2 separate regions of the Mus musculus genome follow, and region 2 is linked to region 1. Evidence: chromatin contacts called from ENCODE Hi-C or POLR2A ChIA-PET data. All regions are on one chromosome and are shown on one strand. Each heading gives the region's core, a stretch centred on a gene start or an enhancer-like site at or near the end of the contact. The rest is flanking DNA. Distances are from core to core; before and after follow the strand shown.

What was found. Hi-C counts contacts between places; a loop is a spot of excess contacts on that map. ChIA-PET counts read pairs that join two places held with the same protein, here RNA polymerase II (POLR2A).
Region 2: POLR2A ChIA-PET joins it to region 1 with 17 read pairs in Patski. The contact joins the promoter of Pdia5 here to the promoter of Sema5b in region 1. A Hi-C loop is called at or near these places in 3 of 37 maps with a recorded cell type or tissue (ES-E14, Patski and mouse embryonic stem cell). POLR2A ChIA-PET finds 5 or more read pairs at or near these places in 4 of 5 experiments (Patski and embryonic stem cell).

The regions. Positions count from the first base shown.
Region 1 is chr16:35,538,606-35,544,304 of GRCm38, forward strand. Sema5b (sema domain, seven thrombospondin repeats (type 1 and type 1-like), transmembrane domain (TM) and short cytoplasmic domain, (semaphorin) 5B) reads left to right here and starts at 2,757. Exons shown (of 22, transcript NM_013661.2): 1 at 2,757-2,997.
Region 2 is chr16:35,488,144-35,493,842 of GRCm38, forward strand. It overlaps Pdia5 (protein disulfide isomerase associated 5), which reads right to left and starts at 2,730. Exons shown (of 17, transcript NM_028295.1): 1 at 2,586-2,730. The coding sequence starts at 2,621.

The DNA of each region.
Region 1 (5,699 bases), core at 1,507-4,006:
TGGAACCTCAGCTCTAGATAATTCGGGAATTTCTACATCAAGGGTGAATGCTAAGAACTCTGGTCACCCGCTACGTTCACTGCTCTTTGGCTTGTTTGTTTGCGATAATTTGGTATTAATTACTGTATTTACATTCAGCTTAATTAACAGTGTTCAGATAGGTGGAGGATGGCTCTTCCTAGGAGTAATTATTGCAGAGGTTATTGCAAAGGTCTAAGAAAGTGGCAGGAGCTGCTGCTGCTGCTGGAACCAGCGCTTCGGATTTTGTCCCAAGTACAATAATTCTAAGATTCTCTCCCGGCTAAGTTGGCCAAGCACCAGGGTATGCCTGGAGCAGGTGGTGAGCCAGGCTCAGGAAGAAACTGTCCCCTTTCTTAGTGTCCAGCCTCTGGAGCTCTCTGGTATTGAGAGTCCTTGAGTAATCACTGGTAATCAATACAACACAGTAGGATGCAATTAGGATTAATTAGCTCAGGGTTGCGAGCAGGCTTGCTCCTCAGCCTGTGTCTCTGAGTGTCTCCTTCTTGGCTCCTCCTAAAGATGATGATCACCTTTTCTGTTTCCCCCAGACAAGGGTGTCGCCTTTTCTCTTCCTGCGCCAACCTCCCTCCCCGGCTCATTCATAAGGAGAGGGGAAGCCAGGAAGGGGTGTGGGAAAGGCGGTGGGAAGACGGTGTGAAGGACGGAGGCTTTCCAAGAGACAGTGGTGGCCCGCAGAATCATCCAGAAGGCATTTGCCTATTTTCCCAGCCAGCCAAACAGCCTCCCCTCACTTCGTGCAGCTTATGGAACATTATGGTTTTGGTTTAATCAAACGGTGCTTCTAGGGCTTGGAGAGATGGCTCAGCAGTTCTCTTGCTGTTCTTGCAGAGGACCTCAGTATGATTCCCGGCATCCACACCAGGGGACTCACAACTGCAGATCCAGGGGATCCAATGTCTTCTTCTTGTCTCCACGGGCACCAGAACACACATGGCATACACTCACACAGACACACAAGCCAACATATAGAATGAAAAGAAATCTTTAAAAAAGATGTTTTATATTCCACATCTTTGTATCTTTGCCATGGTAAAAACAATCCTCTAGGGATTGGGAGTGTGGGGGAGGGTTGGGCCAGTGTGTATAGCATGGAAGAGGTCCAGAGATTCTAGAAACTGGCTTCTACTCTCCAGATCTCTTGGTCTGTGTAGCGCATACTGCTTCTTCAGAGCTGACCCCCGGCTTAGATGTGTCTGTGCTCAGACGACGCTTTCTCCCCATCCCCATCTTTGCATCTCTCTTTGGGTCCAGAATAGGTTTTATCTTTGTGAGTTCTTCTTTATGCAGCACATTACGAGCTTCAGCATTTTTCTGTTGCCCTAGAAAGACTATCTCTCTGAGGTCTGGTACTGTTTCCCTTTTCACAGCACCTCATAAAGGGCTTCCTTAGAGCACACCCTTTCTGTTCCACTACCCTGGAGGTACTGGAGGGAAGCATCCCGGGATTCCTACTGCCTGCATCCTGGGACTCCTACCGCCTCCATCACTATCTCCATCCTTCTGCATTTTTCCGAGGTTTCATTTTGTAACACGAAGTGCTTCACCTGGAATCGGTTCTAATTCTCCAAAGCATTCCAGAGAGACTCTTAGCGTTTTTATTCCCCTAAAGCATTATTTGGCGGTTTTCTCTGGTTTTCTCTTAGAAGCACACTTCTCTTGTTTTGATTGTTCAGGTCCTTTGTCTTTCCCACTTTTTCACTTCCTTAGCTCACCTTATTTTATAATTAAAGTACCTCTTCTGTTCAGCAGAGGGCTCCCTTTCCATCCGTGCTTGTAGCCCTAGCATCTAGGATTTGAAGCTTGCGCTCCTCGACTTTCTCTGTCGACACTAGATCACTTAACTTGGAAACAATCCCACCTAGCTTGGTGTGGCTGCGCTAAGGGTCCCTCTGCTGCGGACATTACTCCGTTCCTCTAGGATTGAACATTCTTTGGATACCCTCCCAGTGTTCCTGAAGCCATTTCACTCCCTGGATCCCCTGCTGGTTCTTCATACGAGGTTCGGTAGGGTGCACATCACTAACGTCAATTTACAGCCGAGGAAACTGAGACTTAGAGAGATTCACCCAAGATCTTGTAGCTTGTGAGGTTAACTAGCAACCGGTCAGCTCTGGCTTTTCGGTCCAGCCCAGCAGCTTAGCATCTCGCTGTTGCTGGAGTTGATTACAATCTCCCGGGTTTAGTACGCGGTCCTTTTCTCATTCATATTTCAAATCCACAGGCAGAAAAATGTTTCTACACAGCTAAAGGGGCTGGGGTATTGGGGACCCCAGGGTGTGTGTTGGGGGGAGAGCTTTCTCAGGCTCCAAGTTGGGGTCGGTTTGAGATGGGGATGGCAGAGAACGGTAAGGTAAAACCTAGCAAAAGATGGCAAAGGCTAGAGACCTAGGACAGAGGCAGCTTCTGTCCACCCATCCCCATAGCTCGCAAGCTAGGGGCCGGAGTTCTGCTAGGGGGCGAAATCGGGATGCAGGGCGCCCCCTCGCGCTCTCCCGCTCTCCTCCGGGCTGGCGGGTGAAGCGCCAGCAGTCGCAGGTCCTCTCCATCCCCCTCCTCCTTTTCTCCCCCGCTCCCCTCCTTCTCTCCTCTGGCTTCCAACTCCTCCCCCACGCCTCCCCCCCACCCCACCGCCTGCTCCCTCACTCTCCTCCTCCCGGCTCGCTCCGGCGCGCGGGGTCTGGAGCTAGTTGGAGCGCGGGGGTTGGTGCTGGAGCCCAGCTCCGCCGAGCCCCGCCGGTCGGCCGCGCATCCAGCGGCTGTTGGAGCAGCCGGAGCGCAGCCGGGCCCGACAGGAGTCGGAGACTGCGGCGGAGCGCTGAACCCGTAGTCCGGAGCCTTGCTGTTCGGCCGCCCCATTCCCAGACCGGCCACCAGCCCTCGGGTTCGTCGCTGTGGTCCGCACCGCCCTGAGCCCAGGGCCGCGGGGAGCCCGGCACCTGCGCGTGCTGCCGGGAGGTGAGTCCGGGAGCTTCCGGAGCTTTTTCCCTCGCCAGCTGGGGCTGTGAGTTGCAAACTTCAGCAACTAGGATAGGTAGAGGGGTGGGAGTCCGGGGGCGCTGGTAAGTTGGAGGCACGTTGGGGAGGCTTCAGGGGGCTGGAGCGCGGGTCCCGGGGCTGTCTGGGGCTACCTCGGCTGGGGCGCCACCGGAGCTGCTGCGTTCCTGACACCCGCTCGCTCTGGCTTCTGGCTCCACTGGGCTGCGATCAGCGCGTCTAGGCTGCAGCCGCGGCGGAGACCCAGATCGCGGGCCTGGAGTAGGGGGACTGACCAGGGAAAGGCTGGGGGAGCGAGGGGGCAAAGGAACGGAGACTGGGCCGAGACAGAGGTTCAGCAGAGGGCGGGCGGGGAAACCTGGCAGAGGAAGAGTGCGGGCGGCGAGGCGCGTGGGAACGCGTGGCCGGCCCAGAGTGTGAAATCTCCCGCGCAGGGACGTCCCCCATGCCGCCGCCACCAACCCGGCCCTCGCCTGATTCTTCCTAGACCCCTCCACCCCCTAGGCTACTCCAGCCTTAACTGGGCCCTTCGGAGCCCACAGTGTCCTCTAAGGCCCTGGATGGAGCAGCCCGGGGCCCCTTGCTCCTGCCTCAGCCAGTGAAGCGGGTGCGGCGGCGGGAACCTGGGACTAAAGGGGCGATTTCCTGATTTATTTTTCTCATGGTAATTTGTCTTTGTGATTGGGGCTGCCCATTCACTTTCCGCTCACGTCGTGCGGGAGATCCAGCGCGGAGGGAGGGATGGGGGGGGGGGTTGCGCTTGGGCACAAGGAGGGATGCGAACAGGAAAGGGGATCCGGGGACCCGAGCCGGCGGGAGCGGAGACAGAAGTAGCAGCAGGACCCGCGGAGAAAAAGCGAAGGTGAAGAGGATCGGCAGAACGATGTGGGCTCCGTTGCGGGCCTCAAACTTTAAAGAACCAGACGACCACCTGAAGCGCCGATCTCATCCCTTCTGGTTGCTTTACCGGGGCCCGGTTCTGAGTCGTCTCGCCCCGTTGCGCCAGACATGAGTAGGCGCTGAGTTTGGATCTGGAGCGGTGGCCTCGGGACCTTGCCCCCAGGCCTGCGATCCTCTTCTGGCTTTTGATAATTGGAGAAGAGCCTACAGAGCGCATCTGGTCAGCCCACCTTTAGTGGGCCATGCGCTCTTGGTCAGCCAAATAGGACTGGGGTATTGGAAGTTTGACTGTGTCTAGAACCTACACGATCCTGCCTTCACTGGCCCTAACTCCGATCTCTTTTCTCCACCCTTTTGTAAATTCAATCTCCTTCCACCCGTCTCTGCTCTCCCATTGCCTACCCGCATTCTGTACCGACTTGGACCTCATTCTGCGGTGCTCTGTTCAACCTCCCTACCTACCCACCCCCATCTTTTAGTCCACCCCTTTCCAGTCTTCCTTACCCCCCCTTGTTTTTTTTTCTTGGCATTTACAAGTGGCTTCTTGTCTTTCTGGAGCCCACGACCTTGAGGAAGGGGCAGAGGAGAATTCGAGCTTTAGAGTGGGACCTCACCAGTACGAGGGTGTGTGGGAGGGTGAGAGTAAGAGGCTTGGAAAGAAAACACCCTGTCTCAAATCTAGCTTCTTCCCAGTGCAGGGGAAAGAAGGGTTAAAACCAGAGTACAGTGGTGTGTGTGTGTGTGTGTGTGTGTGTGTGTGTGTGTGTGTGTGTGTGTGTGAGAGAGAGAGAGAGAGAGAGAGAGAGAGAGAGAGAGAGAGAGAGAGATCTGTGAGCAACAAGAACCTTCGACTTTCTGAGCTTTAGAGAGGATCCTCCAGGAGTAAAGGTCACCTGGGCTCTGGCAAATCAAGAAAGGTATGTGTACCAGGTGTGTGTGTGTGTGTGTGTGTCCCCTTCCGTCAGTCCTTTCTGCCTATCACCAGCTATCGCCACCAGTTTAGAAAGGAATGGCAGGCCTCCCATCTCTACCTCTCCACCAACGTGAACCTCAAGCATCTCTAAATCACCTATGCTGTGCAACACACAGTATTAGGTGCTGATAAAAATAATGTTGAGGTTCAGGGCAGAATTCCTGCTCAGTGAGGCTTGGTGCCCAAGCGGTGGGCTTAGGCTTTCCTAAGAGAACATTGGCTTGGTGAGTTTGATGGAACAGGACTGGGGTCCTTCCTCACCAGCTGCCTGTTTACAAAGAGGATCCTGAAGGGTAAGGGCCTGAGAGGGAGAGTTCCCTAATGACAAGGGTCAGACTAGAAAAGGCAGGGAGATTGAGAGGCAGTCTGATTGATTACATCTTTACATTGGGATAGGATGGATCCCGGCTCGAAAGTCCTTTCTTCCATCGATTCTTTGGTTTATGTAGGCTTAGAGTTTTGTTTTGTTTTGTTTTTAGATTTATTTGTTTTACTTTATTTATATGAATGCTTTGTCTTCATGAGTGTATGTGTACCATGTGTGTGCCTGTTGGATCCCTTGGAACTAGGACCGTGGATGGTTGAGAGCCACCATGAGAGTGAATCCAGGTCCTCTGCAAGAGCAACAAGTGTCTCTAACCACTGGGCTGTCTCGCCAGCATATTCTCCTTGACCCTTTGAGACAATAGCCTAGGCTGACCTCAGACTCGACACTCCCCCTGCCTCAGCCTCTTGGGTGTTGGGATTACAGGTATGGATTACCATGACTGGCCTCGTCAGTCAGCTCTTC
Region 2 (5,699 bases), core at 1,480-3,979, 50 kb before region 1:
TATTTTTGCTTTTATAATAGATGCGGTACTCACACAGCCCTGTACACGAATCTCTGTCAATCCTTTTCCACCCGTTCCCCTTATTTGAGGAAGGGTGGCTCCAAAAGCCACAGTGGATGCCTGAAACTACAGGTCGTACAGAACATAGAGGCTTTTCCTCTCATACATACATACATACATACCTGTGAACAAGTTTAATTTATAAACTAGGCAGAGATTTAAAATAAGTAATAATACAGTATTATGACTGAATTAAAATAATGAAATACATCTGTTATTACTATGCTGGTGATAAAAGTAAATGTGGTCTCTCAAAATATCGTCTTGTAAAATGCTCACTTTTTTTTTTTTTAAGTCATGGTAGCTGGCCTGAAATCCTGAGGATGCCCTTGGCTCTCTGACCCAATCGCCTGGCTTTATACCATACCCAATTTACGTGGTGCTGGGATCCAACCCAGGGCCTCATATAGACAAGGCAAGTGCGGTATCATCCAAGCTAGGTCATCAGACCCCACCTTTCTTCTTACTGACCACAGATGACTTCCAACTTGACAGTGAGACCACATACAGGGGATACTGAATTGTTTTCCTTTTCTTTTGTACAGTATTAAGAACTGAATCTAGCGCATGCTAGGCTGGCCCTCTGCCCCCCAGACTGCCCTTAAACTTACTCTTGTAGTCCAAACAGGACTTTCCATCCTCCTGCCTCAACCTCCTAAGTAGCTGGGATTCCAAAGCCATGCCATCAGACCCAGTTAAATCCATTTTCATAAAACCCTGGGCCACGCCCAGTGGCCTTCAGTCAATACAGAGCGAACAAAGAAGTCAAACTGCTCCCAGGGATGTAGGAAGCCCTTATCAAATCCACATAGCTTTTAAATGCACAGAGGCCCAACCCGCAGTCACTTGCTGCGGATTCCAGGCTCTCATCCCTCTACCTTGTATTTGCGGAGCTAACTCTAGGCTCAGGAACGTCCAGCTGCCAGGTGCTTTGGGCAAACCTCAAAGTTCTTCCTCATTGCCTGAGGGGAAGGTACATACAGACCTCCGAAATACCCACAACACATTAATTCCTGGACTCTGCTCCACCCACCTCAATAAGGCCCCAGGGGCTCTCCCTTGGCAGACTCTCCCTCTCAGAGATGTGACCTCTCCCTGTGGGGACTCTCCACCTCAGATAATGTATGGCTCTCCTGTGGCAGGCTGGCAGCAGTTAGGGTATTAGCTCTTGTCCTTCGAACAGTATTTGCTCACAGGATTGACTGCTGTTCAGCCGAGGGCAACACCTGAAGGCAGGCGCAGAGTGTAGTTTGCTCCCCACCCAAAATTCAACCCGGTGGCAAACAATGTGGTTGATAAATGTTTACAGAGTAAAAGGTCAGTCCCCTGGGCTCTTGTTTTTACTGAAGGGAGGGAAAAAGGAAGAAAGCAAAACCCTCCTCCCTCAGAGTTCAAGGACTGACATCCTGATGGGAGTCAGCCCAACTGGCTCCAGGAAACTTATGTCAAACATCATGGCACACCACCAGCACCCCAAAGCTTCGCGGTAACCTACTAGATCTCTCCTAGACGGAGGATGCAGAACTGGGAACAGGGAGCTTCCTTTGACACCTTCTTCCACATAACAGAAAACTCGATGTCACTCCTTTAACTGGTGATCCCAAAGGACAGGGCACTGCGGAGTTCAAGCGTTTAGATCTAATCACCCCTCCCTTTCCACCACACCCCCCCCCATCTGCCCAGCATCCTTGCCACACCCAAAGGGAAAACAGTGGAGTGGTAGGGGCAAGTAAGTCTTCCGAACTTGGTGATAGTGGCGGTGGCCATAAGGAGATGGACCCAACACAAGGGAGACAAGAAGTTACGAGAGAGATGTGGAAGAAGGCAACTACATCCTGTCACACACCCACAACCACACCTCAGCCCCAGGGGCAAACCCGTCCCCAGTCCCCACTTCTTCTCGGGGGATGCTTGTTCGGGAAAGTCCTCCCATCCCCACATAGTCTGCACCACGGTTCACCCCTCCTCCACTTCTGTATCACTCCGGTATCATTTTGCAGTCTCCGGAGCTGGTTCCACCGACTCCTCAGCCGACCCGTCTGACAACCTCCTTAGCGGGTATCTTTACGGTTTCCCATCTCATAGAAGGAACGCAGACACGTTTACAGATCCAGGGCGCCACACACACAGCTCGAAAGTGGCCGGGGCTGGAGCCGGCATCACCGTGGGAGCAGAACTCTTGGAGGTGGTGACCCCACCCAACCCGTCACGCGCCCTTTCTCCGGGGGTCCAACCCACGAGCAAGTGTTCCTGCTGCGCAAGTGGAAGGCAGCCTCCACCCCACACTCACACAGGTGCAAGCACCGCCCGGGGAGTCCTGCTTAGGCTAAGGACATCCCAGACCTGCGTCCCCGCAAAGTTGTGCGGGAGCGCGAACCCGGAGAGAGGGATCACCCGGCCCGGCCCCAGTGGAGAGCAGAGGACCAAAGACCCTATTGCCACCCGGCGAGCACGCCCCCAACCAACCCGGACCGCGCGCTCCCACGGCCATGCGGGACGCACGTGTCGCCGGCCCACAGCCTCACCCCAATCGCCAGTAGCAGCCCCCACGCCCGCGCCATCCCCGCCGCCTCCTGCCGTCTGCACCCGGCTCCCGCGCACGCCTGCCAGCTCCACCTCGGCCAACAGCTACGGCCACTTCACAGCCGCTCCCCGCCTCCGAGTTCCCGGTGCCACGTCTGCCAAAGCATGCGCACCAGGCTAGGAGAGGCGGCCCGGGAAGGAGCCTGCCGGGAGTTGTAGTTCACGAGAAGCTCGGGATGCCTCTGCCTCGGACTTTGCCTGAGGACGCAGAGTAGCAGCTGTGAGGATGGGGGGCAGGGAGGCTGGGGAGTAGGGACAGTTGTTCACTAAGGAGCCTTGCTCTGTGCCCGCAGAATCAGAACCAACAACTCACTCTGCCCCCAGAAGTTAGTTTCCCCACCCCGAGGATTAGCAGGCAACCCAGAGAATTCCAGTCATTTGACTGTAGGTACTAATTGTAAAGTCTATGATGGCCTGTGGAGGATGGAAAATGCCATCTGCTCCCGAGGCTTTTTTTTTCCCCTTGACAAAACATTATTGAGGTGTCGGGAAAACAATTTAGAGAGCCCAAAAAATATTAAGTATAGATCACCACACTATCCCCTTACTCCTTAACCATATACTCAAAAGAATCGAAAAGTGTGTTCAAGTAGTACTAGCACACCAATGTTCCTAGCAGCGCTGTTTATGATAGTCAAAGAAGAAAGAAAGGAAGAAAGAAAGAAAGAAAGAAAGAAAGAAAGAAAGAGTGAGTCTAAATATCCTCAAAAGACAAATACAGAAAATGTGATATACACCGGTACAACGGAATACTATTCATCCAATAAAAAGAAATTCACACAACCATGTTAACAAATATCAAAAATATATGATGCTGATTCTTAAAAAGCCAAATGCAAAATGTTGTATATTGTATGATTGCATTTATATAAAATATACAAAAATTGGAAAAAATGGTTTTGGTTTTGTTTTTTTTTTTTTGGTTTGTTTGTTTGCATTTTGTGTAAACAGATTACTCTGACCTGGGGAATGGAGGAAAGGAATTTCAGTTCAGAAATCCATTGATGAGGATGAAAATCTTTCAGAGCTAGATAAAAGGGGAAGCAGCACAGCATTATGAATGTATTAAATGCCACCAAACTGTATCATTTAAATAGTTAATTGATGTTAAATGAATGCTAATTACCTGAACAAAAAATGTAAAATGGGAGCTGGACAATGGGTACATTATTTAGGAGCACTTGCTGCTGTTGGCTCCCACATAGCAACTAACAACCATCCTGTAACCCCAATTCCAGGGTATCTGATCTCCAAGGGCACAAGATATGATTGTGGTACTCCTACATATGGGTAGGGTGGTGCACGCCTTTAATCCCAGCACTCGGGAGGTAGAGGCAGGCGGATTTCTGAGTTCGAGACCAGCCTGGTCTATAAAGTGAGTTCCAGGACAGCCAGGGCTATACAGAGAAACCCTGACTCGAAAAACCCAAAAAACAAACAAACAAAAACCAACAACAAAAAAAAAAAAAAAAAACACCCATAGACATAAGACAGGTCTTTTATGTACAACAAAACAAAAAATCCTCTTTTGAATCCTCTTTGTCACGCGCACCATCAGCTTGTCACTTCATTTAGGAATGTTTGTTGGACAACTACTCCGTCATAAGGATGCAAATGGAGAATAATAAAATGGACAGAGGAAGTGCACATTGAGGAGTTGGGAGATATTCCCTGAATAAACGTTGCCAGCTGTCTAAAGCCTCTCTCATCCCCCAGTTTCCAGGTGTCTACTCCTTACCTTTAGTGCATACCCATTGTTAGTCTTTAGCTGTCTTGCCTTCCAGAAACACTGTGTGTAAACAAACACACAAGCCTACATCACTTTGTGTCAGGAGTGCTCACAGCATCACAGTAGCAACCATCACATTGTACATGGGAGCTAACTGCCACATTGTAGCAACCATCTCATTGTTTCATCAATGTTATTCAGGAAATTGTTGCATGTGCTGCTTTGGGGTAAGTCCCCAGAGATAGGGCTGTGTCCTAAGTCACTTGCTTTTATTGATTATGAAGATGACTTGGGTAATTAGCCCAACAGAGAGTTGCATCTTAAGTAGAGACTGCTGATGTAGTCCTTAGGCCAGCTGAAATGGAACTTGTGGAGGTGGAAGACTATGCAGAATAACCTGACCCAGGAACAATTGCTGCTCCTGACCTGCAGGCTCCAAGTTCCGTCTCTCGGTCAGGCTAAAGTCTCAAGGCCATACACACCTAGCTGTCATTCTTGGCTCACCCCTTCTCAAGAGACCCATCTAAGTCCTTACTGTGTTCTGTTAATTCTACTTCCAAAATACAGGCATTCTGTCACACCTGCTGTCACTAGTGTGCCCCACTTGGTGAAGGTAACAGCAGTCTCTGTGCCTGCTATTCCTAATGATCCATACGGTATTGTCACTTAGGTCTTGCTGGTCATGTCCCCAAAGCCTTCCAATGGTTCCCTGTTTCCCTTAGACCAGAGGTTCTCAACCTTCCTAATGCTGTTTAATACAGTGCCTCATGCCCTTTAATACAGTACCTCATGTTATAGTGACGCCCCAACCATAAAGTTATCTTCATTGTTACTTCATAACTGTAATTTTTGCTACTGTTATGAATCGTAATGTTAATAGCCAATATGAGGGATATCTGATATGTGAACTCTGTGAAAGGTTGTCCAACCCCTAAAGGGGTCTCTACCCACAGGTTGAGAACCACTGCCTTGTAATAACAAACTCCTCCATGACTTGCAGCCCTGTGTCTGCCCTTTAGACCTCTCCCAGATTTTGGTCCCACTCTGGCTTGTTGAGCTGCTGTCACTCATAGCAGTATTTCCTGGGACCCATCCCAGGAGCAGCTCCTACCTCCTGTTCTTTCCAGGCCTTTGTTTGACTGGCACGTTCTAATCCTTGAGAGCTCTCCTCTGTCACTTGTCCACAGCAAACCATAAAAGGCAATTTCACCCTAACCTCCCTGAGCCTCCTAATTTCCTAGCTTTCTGTCCCTGCTTTGCCTGCACAGACCACAGTCTGCACTTTTTTGTTTTTGTTTTTGAGACAGGATTTTTCTTTACAGCCCTG